2 separate regions of the Homo sapiens genome follow, and region 1 is linked to region 2. The links are chromatin loops, found by intact Hi-C in ENCODE. Cell type or tissue: GM12878. All regions are shown on one strand. Each heading gives the region's core, and the rest is flanking DNA. Links, peaks and the distances in the headings are about the cores only. Region 1 has its middle 23 kb from the start of GOLM2. Region 2 overlaps GOLM2 (golgi membrane protein 2).

Evidence for each region. Peaks named below come from ENCODE experiments on the same cell type or tissue, not always from the same donor. Only the 100,000 strongest peaks of a DNase experiment are listed, where the experiment ranks them.
Region 1: it touches region 2 in a loop (6-fold over the local background); 3 of 110 quality-filtered maps call a loop at or near these places.

Annotation. Positions count from the first base shown.
Region 1 is chr15:44,261,309-44,270,322 of GRCh38, forward strand. No RefSeq gene overlaps it. Among named protein-coding and RNA genes, the nearest start is that of GOLM2, 23 kb to the right of the region's middle. RefSeq lists a silencer at 608-813. In GM12878, for the core only: a CTCF peak has its summit at 4,642 (motif pointing right); no DNase peak of the experiment used is centred there.
Region 2 is chr15:44,314,840-44,323,853 of GRCh38, forward strand. GOLM2 (golgi membrane protein 2) reads left to right here. Exons shown (of 10, transcript NM_138423.4): 2 at 8,126-8,180. Among named protein-coding and RNA genes, the nearest start is that of GOLM2, 31 kb to the left of the region's middle. RefSeq lists an enhancer at 4,458-4,687. In GM12878, for the core only: a CTCF peak has its summit at 4,780; a DNase peak (open chromatin) is centred at 4,762; H3K27ac peaks cover 733 bases.

The DNA of each region.
Region 1 (9,014 bases), core at 2,457-7,456, 53 kb before region 2:
GAAAATGTGGCGGGGGGCAGGCATCTAAAAAATACTCACCTTAATCATTTTCAGCTCTGAATATTTCAAGGTTTTCTCTTCCTGTTCAGTGTTATTCCATTTGTAGTAAGTTTTAAAAACCAGGCCAGACTAACCTACAGTATTTAAGAGTATGTGTTTACAAAAGTCAAGATAATAGTTACCTTTGGGAGAACAAAGGGGATAGTGATTGAGAGAGGGTTGCTGGTAATGTTTTTATTGAGCTGAGTAATAGCTACATGGATGTTGCTTTGTGGATAATTTGTTGAGCTATACATTTTTGTATTGTGCTCTTTTCTGCCTTGCTGATTTCACAATAAAAAAGGTTTAAAAAAGATCATAATTTTAAAATTCCCATTCAATTTCACTGAAGAAAAAAAAGGTATTCAGTGCCTATGTGTTAGACATGGTAGTCTTTTTCTGAAGCCAAGGGAGAAATGAAATATGAAGATGAATGGTATGATTCCTGTCTTCAATAAGCTTACAATCTGAGAGATAAAGTATTACAAGGTAGAATTCAATAAGCAGCAAATAAAGGCACTGTTGTGTTATTTGCACAACTTGGGTTTAAAACATCACGTTATCAGCTGGGCGCAGTGGCTCATGCCTGTAATCCCAGCACTTTGGGAGGCTGAGGTGGGCGGATCACGAGGTCAGGAGTTCAAGACCAGCCTGGCCAAGATGGTGAAACCCCGTCTCTACTAAAACTACAAAAATTAGCCAGGTGCGGTAGCAGGTTCCTGTAATCCCAGCTACTAGGGAGGCTGAGGCAGGAGAATCACTTGAACTCGGGTGGCAGAGTTTGCAGTGAGCCAAGATCACACTACTGCACTCCAGCCTGGGCAAGACAGAGTGAGACTCTGTCTCAAAAAAAAAAAAAAAAAAAAACACACATTATTTAAAAATTGCATTTAAAAGTTGATGGTCTCAATGGGAAGAATTGAGATATAAGAAAAAATAATAAAGTTCTTTTTTTCAGTAATGGCAGCAATAAAGACGTTTTTGTTATTGTGGCTTAAAAATAACAGATTGGGGGCCAGGCACGGTGGCTCACGCCTATAATCCCAGCACTTTGGGAGGCTGAGGTGGGCGGATCACGAGGTCAGGAGATCGAGACTATCCTGGCTAACACGGTGAAATCCCATCTCTACTAAAAATACAAAATATTAGCCGGGCGTGGTAGCAAGCGCCTGTGGTCCCAGCTACTTGGGACGCTGAGGCAGGAGAGTGGCGTGAACCCAGGAGGCAGAGCTTGCAGTGAGCCGAGATCGCACCACTGCACCCCAGCCTGGGCGACAGAGCGAGACTCCGTCTCAAAAAATAATAATAAAAAAAATAACAGATTGGGGCCAGACACAGTGGGTCATGCCTGTAATCCCAGCACTTTGGGAGGCCGAGGAGGGTGGATCACAAGGTCAGGAGTTCAAGACCAGCCTTGCCAGATGATGAAACCCCATCTCTACTAAAAATATAAAAATTGGCTGGGCATGGTTGCACACACCTGTAATCCCAGCTACTCAGGAAGCTGAGGCAGCAGAATCGCTTGAATCCAGGAGGCGGAGGTTGCAGTCAGCCAAGATTGCACCACTGCACTCCAGTCTGGGAGACAGAGCGAGACTTCATCTCAAATAATAATGATAATAATAATAATAACAGATTGGTTGATCAAAATGAACAAAAACAAGCCTGAACCCTTCTCATGGCCCTTTAACTTCACACTCTGGAGCTTTCCCATTACTGTTATCATTTCTGGCCTTTAAGTTTTCCAAGCGCTTACATTCCAAAAAAATAACTTTTAAAATCTTATTAACATTGACTTTATTTTATTTTGAGATGGAGTCTTGCTCTCTCACCCAGGCTGGAGTGCAGTGGCATGATCTCGGCTAACTGCAATCTCTGCCTCCCAAGTTCAAGTGACTCTCCTGCCTCAGCCTCCCAAGTAGCTGGGATTACAAGAGACTGCCACCATGCCCGGCTAATTTTTTTTTTTTTCGTATTTTTAGTAGATACGGGGTTTCACTATGTTGGCCAGGCTGGTCTCGAACTGCTGACCTTGTGATCCACCTGCCTTGGCCTCCCAAAGTGCTGGGATTACAGTCGTGAGCCACTGCACCTGGCCAACATTGACTTTAATAATATGAAATCCAGACCACATTGTTCTTTATTGCCAAATAATATTCCAGTATATAGATATGCCACATTTTGTTAAATATTCAGTTAGAAAACATTTAATTTGTTTCCACCTTTTGGCTATTACGAATAATGCTGCTATGAATATTCATGTATAAGGAAACCTATTAACTCTGTAGGTGTTGAATAGCAGGGTGAGTCTGTGACCACATGCCTGTGAATATGTGAACATCCTGAACATCACTTGCAGAGCTAAGCAGTCACTGCGAAAATAACGTATTAAGTTTAGGTTAAGAACAACCTTAAGTTGTTCTTTTTCCACAACATAAAGCATATAAATTATATCAGAGGAAAGGAAAGAGCATATCAAATATACTACATTACAAAAACGCTTACCACCTTATAATATTTCTAGTGGAGACGAGAAGATGCTTACCTTTTAGCGCTCCAAATGAGAAAGAAAAAGTTATAATTGGATGTCTTCACTATCAATCTTTTTTTTTTTTTCTGGAGACAGGGTCTGGCTGTGTTGCCCAGGCTGCAGTGCAGCAGCACGATCTCAGCTCACTGCAACCTCTGCCTCCCGGTTCAAGTGATCCTCCCACCTCTGCCACCCGAGTAGGTGAGACTACAGGCACCTGCCACCACGCTCAGCTAAGTTTTTGTATTTTTAATAGATGTTGCCCAGTCTGGTCTCACTCGTGAACTCAAGTAATTCGCCTGCCTCAGACTCCCAAAATGCTGGGATTACCGGTTTGAGCCACCACGCCCAGCCTATCAATCTTCTTGATTAAACGAGAAGAAGGCAGATAACCTGGGGAGCAGGGAGCAGAAATCAGGTCAGGTCTTACTGAGACGGGCAGGGTCAATCTCTGTTTCTGGTTGGAACTTTGACAAAATTCTAGGGGCAAGATTACCAGGAGCAGATGGCTGATAAGCCAGTGCAGGAAATATCCAGTAATTACTGAATGTTACCTTGAGTGAAAAATAAGGAAACTATGTTGAAAAAGCATTCTAATTGATGTCTGCTTCTTGGAGCACTGACATTTTCACTTAGGGAACCTAATAATTAGTTTGCATCCTGGTTTTAACCCCACCACCCCCCCAATTTTTGTCTTAACACTTGCTGACTTTGTAGGCATTATTGTCCCATGGAGCACAATTTGGGAAGTGCTGGTATAGCTACCTCTGTTCTTTTGTTGGGCGGGGAGGGAGGAAAGGCAAGCCGCATCCTGGGAACCTCCCCACTCTGTTATCTCTGTTCCTCATTCCATGAGCAAATTATTTCTCATTGGATCAAAAGTTAGGATCCTCTCTTAGCAGCAATCATTTGAGACTTCATAAAACATTTAAGTACGGAACTTAACAACCTGGCCATTTCCCCATATTTAGGTCTTAGGACAATTCAGCTCATTTCTAACATAGGTCTGTGTCAAAATGACTTATAGTCTTAAAATGAGCAGTCAAACTCTTAAAATTTAAAAACTGGTCTAATTGGCCTGGCGTGGTGGCTCATGTGTATAAAAGTAAATAAATAAATAAAAATTAAAAAACAAACAAACTACCATAACAAACAAAAAACTCCACCCTGGGCTCAAGCGATCCTTCTACCTCTGCCTCCCAAGTAGCTGGGACCACAGGCATACACCACCATGCCCAGCTAATTTTTGTATTTTTAGTAGAGACAGGATTTTGCCATGTTGCCCAGGCTGGTCTCCTGACATCAAGCGATCCTCCTACCTTGGCCTCCCAAAGTCCTGGGATTACAGGTGTGAGCCACCACACCCGGCCAAGAGTGAAGTTAGAAGAGGAATTACTGCTTATTTTTTTCTGCTAGGAAGTTCCACTGAGACTACTAACCAAACTAATATTCCTCTTGGAAAAAGATTGCAAACAATCCACAATCAGGACCAGACATATTACTAGCATATCCAGGAAACTGAGGGTCAGATGCCAATGATCAAGGTACAATAGAAGTCAAATTTCAAGAGAAGACTGCTTCTTAGAAATAACTCATTCCAAATGAAGAAGTAATTAAACACTGCCTTTCACTGTTTGGGCCTCTTGCATCTTGGTCCTGTCCTTTCACCATTGTAGTCATGCTGTTGATAAGTATTGTACTACAGGAACAGTTATAAAATGACCACTAACATAGAATTAGAGAGCAACACAATGAGGGGATCACTAGGAGAAAAGGAATTAATGTTCACAGTTCATCCTTATTTGGTTTCTTCTCTTTATCTGCCTGGGTCTTGCTGTATTTCCTTGGGTTTCAAAACTTTTCCAATCTTATTACCACCATGCCTCTCCATTGCTGAGAGAGAGAGGCATAGAGCCCCAGACTGATTCTGAAAGAGCAAGGAATCACAAAAGCAACACTAATGACATTTGGGGCTAGATAATTCTTTGTTGTGCGGGGGGCGAGTGGGCAACTGTTTTGTACATTGTAGGATGTTTAGCAACATTGCTAGCCTATACCCACTAGATGTCAATAGTATCCAGACATTGCCAAAAGTCCCCTGAGGGGGAAAAGGATCTCCAAGTTAAGAACCACTGTAGCCTGATGCACTGGCACATGCCATAGTCCCAGCTACTCTGGAGGCTCAGGATGGAGGATTGCATAGGTCCAGGAGTTTGAATCCAGCTTGGGCAACATAGTGAGACCCCTGCCTCTTAAAAAAAAAAAGAAAGAAAGAAAGAAAAAGAAAAACTGTAATGGCGATATGAAAAAGTTTTTTTTCTTTCCTTTTCTTTTTTTTTTTTTTTTGAGACAGAGTCTCACTCTGTCGCCCAGGCTGGAGTGCAGTGGTGCTATCTCGGCTCACTGCAAGCTCCGCCTCCCGGGTTCACGCCATTCTCCTGCTTCAGCCTCCCAAGTAGCTGGGACTACAGGTGCCCGCCACCACGCCTGGCTAATTTTTTGTATTTTTAGTAGAGACGGGGTTTCACCGTGTTAGTTAGGATGGTCTCGATCTCCTGACCTCGTGATCCACCCACCTCGGCCTCCCAAAGTGCTGGGAATACAGGCGTGAGCCACCATGCCCAAGCGAAAAAGTTTCTTTTCTTTTCATTCAGCTGAGGGAGAAGATTTATTTAAAATAACATTATCTAAGGAAACTAAGGGAGGAAAAACAAAACACGAAAGCATAGCATTTATAGTTAGTGATGATGATTACACAATATTGTGAATGTACATAATACAACTGAATTGTACACCTAAAAATGGTTAAAATGGTAAACTTCATGTTCTGTGTATTTTACTACAATATTTTCTTTTTTGAGACTGAGTCTCACTCTGTCGCCCAGGCTAGGGTGCAGTGTTACAGTCTTGGCTCACTGCAGCCTCCGCCTCCTGGGTTCAAGCGATTCTCCTGCCTCAGCCTCCCAAGTAGCTGGGATTACAGGTGCACACCACCACACCCAGCTAATTTTTATATTTTTAGTAAAGACAGGGTTTCACCATGTTGGCCAGGCTGGTCTTGAACTCCTGACCTAGTGATCCGCCCACCTTGGCGTCCCAAAGTGCTGGAATTACAGGCGTGAGCCACCGTGCCTGGCCTTTTACTACAATTTTTAAAAAAGCATAGTGGCCAATTGTGGTGGCTTATACCTGTAATCCCAATACTTTGGGAGGCCAAGACAGGAGTATCACTTGAGGCCAAGAGTTCAAAACTAGCCTGGGCAACATATTGAGACCCTATCTCTAAATTTTTTTTTAAAAAAAACATTAACTGGGCATGGTGGTGCACACCTGTAGTCCAACCTAGTTGAGAGGCTGAGGTGGGAGGATCACTTGAGCCCAGGAGATTGAGGCTGCAGTGAGTTGTGATCACACCACTGCACTCCAGCCTGGGTGACAGAGCAAGACCCTGCCTCAAAACAACAACAACAACAAAATAGCACTGCTCATGTCTACAAATTTCTGATTCTAATTTAACCAAACTTTAATGACAGATTAGCATGGGCAGCAGTTTATCATGTACTTAAGTGTGAGGTTATTTGCCTTGCCCCATCATTGTCTAGGGGTCTCTACCTGAGAGACCCTTTCTTAGGACATAAATATTTTAATTTCTGTCTTGTTCCAGGCATGTAAGGCAAATCTCCTAGCCAGATAGGACATTAGGCTGCTTAGTTCACAATTCACCATCTGAAAGGACCATTATAGTCGAAGGGATCTTAGAGATCATCTTGTTTTACCCATAAAAAATGTTGAGGTCAAAACAAGTTGAGCAACTTGCCCAGGTTCATGGAGTTCCTTGAAGGACATGCCAACATCTAGATATCCTGCTTAGAGCTCAGTTTTCAGCCCCCAAGCCACGTGAATGACTGTACGTGGATATATATTTTTATCACAGACTGCCAGTACCTTTTGTAAATTATAGTAACTCTTAGAGAAAAATGGCTAATGGGAAGAAAATTAATGCAGATTAATGTGAGTAAAATTATCTAAATAAGTCATTGAGAAGTGATTGAGGAATAGCAATGCCTGTTCTTAGGATATAAGATATACTAGTTCTACACAATAGAATAGATGTACATTTACATTATTTTAAAACTTATTTGAAAATTGGCTTTCAAAAAACCTTGTTTCAGCCATGACAGACAAATTTCCATTCTCTAAACTTCCACAGCAATGTTTCCTGTTTCTTCATGATGTATCCTCACCTGGATGTGCCTGTCCCCCCTTGTATACCTACGAACACATTCTCTCCTTACTCAAAACTCAGATCAAATGGGCAACCTTCCCTGAACTTCAATCCCCCTGGTACCTCCAAGAAGGAATTAAGTATTTCTTTCTCCACGTTTCCATAGCAACTTACACTTACAGACATTTCTTCTACAGTGGATTTTCACATTGCAAACTAGATACAATCAGATATGTAGGGAACATGAATCACAGGGCCTAGACTGGCTACAGGTTCTATAACATCACTGTGATACAGAACTGCTGCTGCTTGTTGCACTAGGAACATAAGGTTGAATGAGAGGCTGGCAGCTCACTTGGCCTCTTGCTCATGCTTGGTGTTTGCAAACTGGGCTGGGATTTGTTTTGCATTGCATTTCACTTTTCTGTGATCTCTATTATTAAAACAGATAATAAAAGTGATAAGCAGGTATATAAGTGCTGGGTTAACAACAGTAATTTGCAGAGCTAGAAAATAAAGGCCATGACTTGTGCACAAGTCAAGAGTAATAAATTCTTTGAAAAGACTTGCATTGGCCAAGCGTGGTGGCTCACGCCTGTAATTCCAGCACTTTGGGAGGCCGAGGCGGGTGGATCTTGAGGTCAGGAGATCGAGACCATCCTGGCTAACAAGGTGAAACCCCGTCTCTACTAAAAAAAAATACAAAAAAAATTAGCCGGGCGCGGTGGCTGGCGCCTGTAGTCCCAGCTACTCGGGAGGCTGAGGCAGGAGAATGGCGTGAACCCGGGAAGCGGAGCTTGCAGTGAGCCGAGATTGCGCCACTGCAGTCCGCAGTCCGCAGTCCGGCCTGGGCGACAGAGCGAGACTCCGTCTCAAAAAAAAAAAAAAAGAAAAGACTTGCATTGGCCAAGCGTGGTGGCTCACGTCTGTAATCTCAGCACTTTGGGAGGCCAAGGCTGGCGGATCATGAGGTCAGGAGATTGAGACCATCCTGGCAAACACAGTGAAACCCCATCTCTACTAAAAACACACACACACACACACACACACACAAATTAGCCAGGCGTGGTGGCGGGCGCCTGTAATCCCAAGTACTCAGGAGGCTGAGGCAGGAGAATCGCTTGAACTCGGGAAGCGGAGGTTGCGGTGAGCCAAGATCGCGACATTGCACTCCAGCCTGGGTGACAGAGAAAGACTCTGTCTCAAAAAAAAAAAAAAAAAAATAGTAATGAAGTATTGATACATGCTAAAAACATAGATGAAGCTCAAACACATTATGCTAAGTGAAATAATCCAATCACAAAAAACCCCATATAGTATGATACCATTTATATGAAATGTCCAGAACTGGTAAATCCATAGAGTCAAAAAGTAGGCCTAGACCTAGGGGGAGGAAGAATGGAGAGTGACTGCTTATGGATTTCTTTTTGGTATAATGGAAATAATCTGGAATTAGATAGTAGCAATTGTTGCACAGCTCTGTAACTATACTAAAAATCATTGAATTATACACTTTAAATGGGTGAACATTATGGTATGTAAATTACATCTCCAGTGGCCGTGCGTGGTGGCTCACGCCTGTAATCCCAGCACTTTGGGAGGCCGAGGCAGGTGGATCACAAGGTCAGGAGATCAAGACCATCCTGGCTAACACGGTGAAACCCCTGTCTCTACTAAAAATACAAAAAAATTAGCTGGGCGTGGTGGCGGTCGCCTGTAGTCCCAGCTACTCCAGAGGCTGAGGCAGGAGAATGGCTTGAACCCAGGAGGCAGAGCTTGCAGTGGCCGAGATTGCGCCACTGCACTCCAGCCTGGGCGACAGAGTGAGACTGTCTCAAAAAAAAATAAAAATAAAAATAAATAAATAAATAAATAAACTTTTTTTGTAGAGACAGGTCTCTCTGTATTGCCCAGAATGGTCTTGAACTCCTGACCTCAGTGATCCACCTACCTTGACCTCCCAAACTGTTGGGATTACAGGCATAAGCCACTGCACCTGGCCTATACCATCATTTTTATGAGCCTCTGTTCCAGGGAAATGCTGTTTCTATGTATCCATCTAGAAAAACTCTAAGATATGTAAACTACAGTTAAAGGAGTCCTAAGTAAGAGATAGAAGTTGTAAATTCTTTGATAGGGTTTTGGGGGAACACATTTCAATGGATTTAAGTCAGATGGATCAGGTCTTACTACTTTAGCCAAAGTTATAGATAAATAATA
Region 2 (9,014 bases), core at 1,739-6,738:
ATTTGTGAAATGGGGAAAAATAACTATGCCCACTTTCATAGGGAGGTTGTGAGAATTAAATGAGATAATGCTTGTAAAGCACTTAGCCTAGGACCTGGCACAAAAATAATCATTTAATACCCGCTTGTTATTATTAATGCTATTCCATTTTGATCCAGCTGGTATAGGTGTTAACCATGCTATAGATGAATAATTGCCAAACCTGGCTGCTTATCAGAATCACGTAAGATTTTTAAAATTAAAATTCCTGGGCCTTTCCCAGACTACTGAATCAGACTGGAAGTAGAATATGTCTTTTTTAAAGCTCCCCAGGTGATTCTGAGCATCAGCCAGGTTTGGCAGTTATGTTACAGAAGATAGACTTGTCTCTAGAAATCATCTGAGTATGAAATATAATCAAGAAAAATATTTCTGGTGTGGAGAAAAAGGAGTCAAGAATGACATCTGTAGTAAGCCAATTGTATATAACCTTTGGAATAAATGGTCATAGTTGTGCTGATTGCCCAAGAACAGACCGTAATGAAAGGAAAGCAGGCACAGCTGAGCCATTTTCAAGGTTCCCCCAAATGGAAAGAGAAGCAGAGCAACTGAGCTGTTAAGAGCTGCCAAAATTAATTTAGAGAAGCCACGTAGGATGGGGAAACATGAAAAGAACTTCAGAAGAGAGCTGGTAGAAAAATAAAAATGAAGTTTTTGATATTGCAGGAAGAAAGATTAAGGGAAAATAAATGAAGTAGCTGGGGATGAACAAGAAGTACTATAGGGAAGTATCAGGAAAAAAGAATTCTTGCTGAGGAAAACAAATAAAGAGCATAAACAAAGAACATAAAACTCAGGAGAGAGGTCTCAGGAAGGACAGTAAACACATTTTAAGAGATTCACAGGGAAAAGGCCAAACAGAGCAAGGATAATTGGCCTATTATAGATGGACTCAAAATCCCAAAGAAACAAGTATTACAAAAAGAGAGGGATAAGGTAAAGCCTAAAGGCAATGACGGCGATAACAAGGGGAAATAAATGAAGGCGCTCAAAAGAAACCTTGAAGAATAATTAAAATTGTGCAAATATGGATAAAGTATAACTTAAGGTAGGAGAGTGTGTAGTACAAAGAGTATGGGACATAAAAGTCTAGGGGATCATTGAGCAAACATTTATTCAGTGTTTATGGGTATCAGGAAGTTTATGTGCTGTTACCTGTGTGGAATATATTTAGAAAAAAAGTGAAAATATTCTGGAAGCATGATCAGTTCAACAGAGAATATGTGTGGCAAAATGAAGATAATCTCTTTTTCTAGTCATGTAATAGTAAGAACTCCAATTAATTTCTCAACAGCAGGGACGTTTTGGCAGTCATTTAGAAGATAAGCATATTCCTAATGACCACAAGGAAATTAAAACTGTGAGGAGAGAGCTGGGTGTGGTGGCCTGAGCCTGTTGTCACAGCTACTGAGTTCGAGTTCAGCCTGGGCAACACAGTGAGACTCCATCTCTAAAAAAAATGAAAAAACAGTGAACTATGAGAAGGAATAGTTAGAAGGGAAGTTAAGCTTTCTTTTGAAGGTGAGGGGATGGTGGTGGAGATATTAAATGAAGGCTCTCAGAGGAAGGGTTAAAGCCAAAGGAGTTAAAGAGCTGGCCCGGCGCGGTGGCTCACGCCTGTAATCCCAGCACTTTGGGAGGCCGAGGCAGCCAAATCACGAGGTCAGGAGTTCCAGACCAGCCTGGCCAACAGGGTGAAACCCCGTCTCTACTAAAAATACAAAAACTTAGCTGGGCGTGGTGGCAGGCGCCTGTAATCCCAGCTGCCCAGGAGGCTGAGGCAGGAGAATGGCATGAACCCGGGAGGTGGAGGTTGCAGTGAGCCGAGATTGTGCCACTGCACTCCAGGCTGGGCAACAGAGTGAGACTCTGTCTCAAAAAAAAAAAAAACAAAAAAGAGCTAAAAGACCAGACTGGGCAACATGGCAAAACCCTGTCTGTACCAAAAATACAAAAATTTAGCCAGGAGTGGTCATCTGTGCCTGTGGTCCCAGCTACTCGGGAGGCTAAGGTGGGAGGATCACATGGGCTTGGGAGGCAGAGGTTACAATGAACTGAGATTGTGCTACTACACTCCACCCTGGGTGACAGAGGGACCCAGGCTGAATATATATATTCAACTATAGATTGAATTTCCCCACCTCCATTAGAATTTTTTTCCAATGTATAAGAATATGAAAGAGACAGTTCAGGGAAGCTGAAGCCACTCACAGCCTAATATTTAAGAAGAGCATACCTCTACCAATTTCAGAAGCAGATTTAAAATGGAGTACAGAGAACCTGGCATAGCATCATAAAAATTGATTTAAAAAAGTGAGACCCCCCCATCTCTACAAAAGACAAAAAAAATTATCTGGGCGTGGTAGCACATGCCTGTGGTCCCAGCTACTTGGGAGGCTGAGGTGGGAGGATCTTTTGGGCCTGAGAAATCAAGGTTGCAGTGAGCTGTGGTCATGCCACTGCACTCTAGCCTGGGCAGTAGGGCAAGACCCTGTCTCAAAAAAAGTGTTTTTTTAAATAAAAAACCAAAGTGTTGAAAATGAATACAAAGGAAGATGATGTTCTTGGAAGGGCAACAAGTACAAAAAGAGATTAGGTTCTGCAAATGAAGGAATTGGGAAACAAAGTAAAATACAGGCTAATTGGAAGTTATTACGGAGCAGTTCTGAGTGAGCAAACTGATCAAATACTGTAGTTGTTGGTGTCAGGTTTTTTTTGCTTCCCCTGTAGCTTTCCCTCAGTGATCTCATTCCTATGACCTGGATTACCATTTGAATGTGAATGGCTCTCTGGTCGTCGCCCGAGCTCCATATGTCCAACTGCCTACTGAAGATCTCTTCTTGGATATGTCACAGATGCCTCAAAATCAATAGGTCAAAATCTCAAAAAATCATTTCCCCAATTCTCTCCCTGACCCCAAGTCTGTTCCTCTTCCTGTGTTTCCCTATTACAGAAAATTATATTCTTACTCATCTAGTCACCCCGATTAGAAATCTAAGCATCATACTTGATGTTTCTCCTTTTACGCCTGTATATAATCAATTCCACAAGACTATTCTTCCCCTTTAATATCTCACATGTATTTACCTCTCTTTTCTGATTCTATTAGTTTAGACCAGAAATTGAAAAGACCTTTTCTGTAAAAGTCCAGATAGTAAATACTTTAGGCTTTGCAGGCCATATAGTCTCTGCCACAACCACTGTAGCTCAAAAGCAGCCACATACAATATGTAAACAAATTAGTGTGGCTATTTTCCCATAAAACTTTATTTGTAGACACTGAAGTTTCATTTTCATGTAATTCATATATCATAAAATCTTCTTTTGATTTTTTCCTTCAGCTATTTAAAAAAAAATGTAACAGTCATCCTTAGCTTCCTTCCCTACAAAAACAGGCTCACAGGCCATAGTTTGCCCACCTCTGACTTAGACCAACATTCTCACCTATGATATGGCAGTAGTACTTGGTCTCCCTCCTTCTCATCTTGCCCACTCTGGTCTACTCTTCATGTTGCAGCCAGATTGACTTTTTAAAATTGCAAATTGGGACTGGGTGTGCGTGGCTTACGCCCATAATCCCAGCACTTTGGGAGGCCGAGGTGGGTGGATCGCCTGAAGTCAGGAGTTTGAGACCAGCCTGATCAATGTGGTGAAACCCTGTCTCTACTAAAAATACAAAAATTAGCTGTGTGTGGTGGTATGTGCCTGTAGTCCAAGCTACTTGGGAGGCTAAGGCAGGAGAACGACTTGAACCTGGGACGTGGAGGTTGCAGCGAGCAGAGATTGGGTCGCTGCACTCCAGCCTGGGCAACAGACCGACACTCTGTCTCAAAAAAAAAAAAAAAAAATTGGAAGTTGAATTTTACTACCTTGTTAAAAGAACTTTAAAGATTGACCATAGCTTACAGGATGAATCCATGTTTCTTGGAAGACCCTTCATAATTGTGAACCTTACTTACCTTTCTAGCCATATTTCTTACCAGTTCTCCCTAATTCTCTGTTGCAGCTACTGGGAATTGTTTATAATTCCTAGAATGTTAAGTGTTTTTCATATCTAAGTTTTGACACGTGCCTTGAATGCCTTTCTTCCTTATCTTCTCCCTACTTATACCTGGTTCCTGCAGGACTCATATCAGTCATCATCATCATCTCCAGAAGCCTTCTCTCACTCCATGAAGGCTGTATTAAATCCTTCTATTAAGTTCGCCCATCATGTCTGTAGAACCGAATGATAGCATTTATTTTACGGTATTATGATTGCCTATTTACTTGACTCCCCTCCTAAATAGTAAGCTCCTTGAGTACATAGTGTTTGTCTGTTGTGTTATCCTCAGTTTCCATTTTTCTTTTTTTGAGATGGGGTCTTGCTCCGTTGCCCAGACTGAAGTGCAGTGGCTTGATTATGGCTCATTGCACTCCTGACTTCTGGGCTCAAGTGATCTTCCCACCTCAGCCTCCCAAGTAGCTGGGACTATAGGCATATGCCACCATGCTCGACTAATCTGTTTATTTATTTATTTTTTATTAGAGATGAGATCTCACTGTGTTTCCAGGCTGGTCTTGAATTCCTGAGTTTGAATGATCCTCCTGCCTCAGCCTCCAAAATGCTGGGATTATAGGCATGAGCCACCACGCCTGGCCTTCCAGTTTCCTGTATGATACCCCATAGTAATGTGTGAGTGGGGTTTTTGTTTGTTTGGTTGGTTTTGTTTTCATTTTTGTTTTTGAGACAGGGTCTCGCTCTGCCACCTAGGGTAGGAGTGCCGTGGTGCAGTCACAGCTCACTGCAACCTCAACCTTTAGGGCTCAATCAGTCCTCCCACCTCAGCCTCTCAAGTATCCGGGCCTATAGGCATGCACCACTGTGCCTGGCTAAGTTTTTGTATTTTTTGTAGAGAGGGGATTTTGCCATGTTGCCCAGAGTAGTCTCAAACTCCTGGCCTCAGGTGATCTGCCTGCCTCAGCCTCCCAAAGTGTTGGGATTACAGGCGTGAGCCACTGCACCTGGCCATTTTTGTTTGTTTTACATTTTAAAAATTGACGTATAATTCATGTACCATAAAATTTATCCTGTTCAAGTGTACAATTTAGTGCATTTTACTATATCTAAAATGTTGAGCAACTATCACCATGGTCTAATTCCAGAACGTTTTCATCACCCCCAAAAGAAACCTTGTGCTCAACAAAAAGTCACTCCTCATTCCTTCCTGCCCCCAGCCCCTGGCAGCCACTAATCTACTTTCTTTCTTTATGGCTTTACCTATTCTGTACATTTCATATCAATGCTATCAGATAATATTTGAACTTTTGTGACTGTCTTTTTTCATTTAGCATATGTAATGTTTTCCAAGCTCATCCATATTTTATCATGTTCTAGTACTTTATTCCTTTTTTCTTACTGAATATCAACATTATATTTCATTATTTATTTATTTTTTGAGATAGGGTCTTGCTCTGTCTCCCAGGCTGGAGTACACTGGTGCAATCCTAGCTCACTGCAGCCTCAAACTCCTGGGCTCAAGTGATCCTCCTACCTCAGTCACCTAAGTAGCTAGGACTACAGACATGTTCCACCATGCCTGGCTAATTTCATTTTTTATTTTCTTTAGTTTTTGTAGGTCTCACTGTGTTGGCCAGGCTGGTCTTGAACTGCTGGCCTCAAGTGATCCTCTTGCTTTGGCCTTCCAAACTACTGGGATTCTAGGCATAAACCACTGTGTCCGACCTAGCTGTATATTTTAAACTTCATTCTTCAAAGCACCCAGGACTCGGGGGGGTGAAAAAGAGGGACCCCCTAGACTCCTTCTCTTGCTTCACCTAGAACATTTATATTTTCATCTATTTATGGACAAACTTTTATTTTAAATTTGAAAGTCGTGGGCTCTCAGATTGAAGAATACACTCTACCTGGGACTGAAAGATACTCCATGGTCTTTTTACTCCATCTTTCTTTCCAACTCTTCTTTTCATGTGCTCCAGTCAGACAGTATGTTGGTGGAGTCTTGAGGTATACCTCATGCTTTCTTGCCACTGTATCTTTTCTTATACCATCTCCTCCATCTGAAATGCCCCTTTCCCATCTGTTTAAATTTTTACCTAACTTTCAATGCCTAATACAGATATAATCAATTCCATGAAGTTTTCCCGGATCTCTGGATTCTTGTAGTAATTATACTGCTTTAGATGGTGCCTTGTCTAATTTCTTGAGACTACTCTCATGTTTTCTTAGTTGTTTTATACTTTCCCATTGAGTGGCTGGACATGGGATGGTGGGGGACTGGGGGTTGGGGGTGACTATAACAGATTGCATGGGCCAGGCATTGTGCCTCACTCCTGTAATCCCAGCACTTTGGGAGACCAAGGCAAGAGGATTGCTTAAGCCCGGGAGTTCAAGAACAGCCTGGACAACATAGCAAGACCTCATCTCTACTAAAAATAAAAAAATTAACCTGGCATGGTGGCAAATGCCTGTAGTCCCAGCTATCAGGAGGCTGAGGTGGAAGGATCGCTTGAGCCCTGCAGATGGAGACTGCAGGGAGCTGTTTTGCCACTGCACTCCAGCCTGGTCTGCAGAGTGAGAACATGTCTCAAAAAAAAAAAAAAAAAGGGGGGGTGGGGGGATAGCATGAGGGAGATCTTTGTGATGATAAAAGTATTCTGCATCTTGATTGTGATGGTAGTTATACAAATCTGCACATATTTTAAAATGACATAGAGCTATACATTCATATTGTACCAATGTCAGTTTCCTGGTTTTGATGTTGTACTGTAGTTACATAAGATGCACCCATTGTGGGAAATTATGTGAATTGTGTGAAGGTTACCTGGGACCTCTCTTTGCTATCTTTGCAATTTCCTGTGAATCTGTAATTAATTTTAAAATAAAAAGTTTAGGTTGGCCATGGTGGTTCATGCATGTAGTCCCAGCACTTTGGGAGGCCAGCAGGAGAATCACTTGAGTCCAAGAGTTCAAGACCAGCCTGGGCAACATAGCAAGACCCCGTCTCTGCAAAAAAATATATTTTTAAAAATTAACTGGGTATTATGATACATACCTGTAGTCTCAGCTACTTGAGAGCCTGAGATAGGAGGATAGACTTGGGCCCTGGAGGTCAAGGCTGCAGTGAACCGTGATTGCATCACTGTACTCCAGCCTGGTTGACAAAGCAAGACTCTGAAAAAAAAAAGTTTAAAAATATATTCTTCAGGCCAGGCGTGGTGGCTCATGCCTGTAATCCCAGCACTTTGGGAGGCAGAGGCCGGCAGACCACTTGAAGTCAGGAGTTCGAGACCAGCCTGGCCAACATGGTAAAACCCCATCTCTACTAAAAATACAAAGATTAGCTGGGTGTGGTGGTGCGCACCTGCAGTCCCAGCTACTTGGGGGCTGAGGCAGCAGAATATCTTGAACCTGGGAGGTGGAGGTTGCAGTGAGCTGAGATCGCACCACTGCACCGCAGCCTGGGCGACAGAGTGAGACTCAGTATAAAAAAACAAATCATTTTTCCATGGTGCTACTTCTGATTAATGTGAATCTGCCTGTGCCTTCCAAAGTAAAGTTACTTTGGGGTAGACAAGAGATGTATTTTTAGTGATATTTTAGTTACATTTTACAATTAGAACAAACTTGTCTAAAGCAATAACTGAGACAGAGTGGTTAGTTCCCTGTCTACGAGGTCCTGGCTTATCCAAGGTCTTATTTTAATTTTTAAGTTGACTGGTAAGCCTTTGAGTCATGTTTTCGTATACTTTTAAGTTCTTAGTATTCTTATGTACTGGCTCCTAGAAGACAGTGACCATAGCTCTGAGTTTTAGAAAAAAATCATTATGTGATGTTCAGTTCAAACTTTAAAACTTTTAAAGTTGTTACATTGTTTATCAATTGAAATGAATTTTCTTGTGCAAATTTAAAGTAAGCATTACAAGATCAGAATTATTGCTGATTTTTTTTGGAAAGAGGTAGAGTATAAATAAATAACCAGAGTTTTTTGTTTGCATTTATGATCAAGCTCAAAGTGAATATGAACCAAAAAAATGAACAAAACTACATATTTTTTAGTAAAATGAGAACTTAATTTTTTTTCAGGTTAAACTACAGAACAACATATCGTATCAGATGGCAGACATACATCATTTAAAGGGTAAGAACCTTAATTCCAGATTAAAGATAAACCAAGGTCACTAAATGCCTAAAATTGTGAAGAATTAAGAAATAGTAAATTAGCCTAGTGAAATACAATTTTCTGAACAAACTCCTCTGATGGTAAAACATTTATCCTTTTGCCTTAAGATATAATAAATTATTTAATGATGCTTTATATATGATAAATCCAAGTTAAAATTTGAGATCTGTGTCTTAACCTTGAGCTACAGACAGGGTTATGCAATGAAATGTTCTTAAGAGAATACTCAAAAAAAAATTGAGCTGTAGCTTCAGAAGCCATCAAATTTCTAGGGAAAAGGTGAGAAGTGTTCCCTCTGTACTGTGTCCAATCTGCTAAATTAATTCATTCAGGTCTAGGGATGCTTTGGATAGAGCCTCCAAGCTTAAGGTTTTAGATACCCTGGGAACAGAAAGAAACCTGGAAAATAGATAAATATATAATAAATAAATAATAATAAATATAAAAATACACACACATATTTTTACTTGGATGAAGTGATAAAGAGGTACTACAGCTTTTATGGAGAAAAAAAAAAAGCCCTGCAATCTGCTTATGTTACTTCATGCCATAGCTGTTAGCCTTTGAAGTTTGGGTTCTGAGGAACAATCCTCATCTCCCTCACACCCTTTGGTTATAATACTGTATTTTAAAATTTTGCATGCATTGTCTCTAGGTTTATGTATGTGGGTAGTACATGCTCTCTAGCTTCAAAAATATCCTTTATTCTATTATCCTTTTGAGCCTCTTTGGATATACTTAGATAATCTATTTTTATTGTCCTCTCGAAGTAGCCAACCTTAGCTGGCTTTG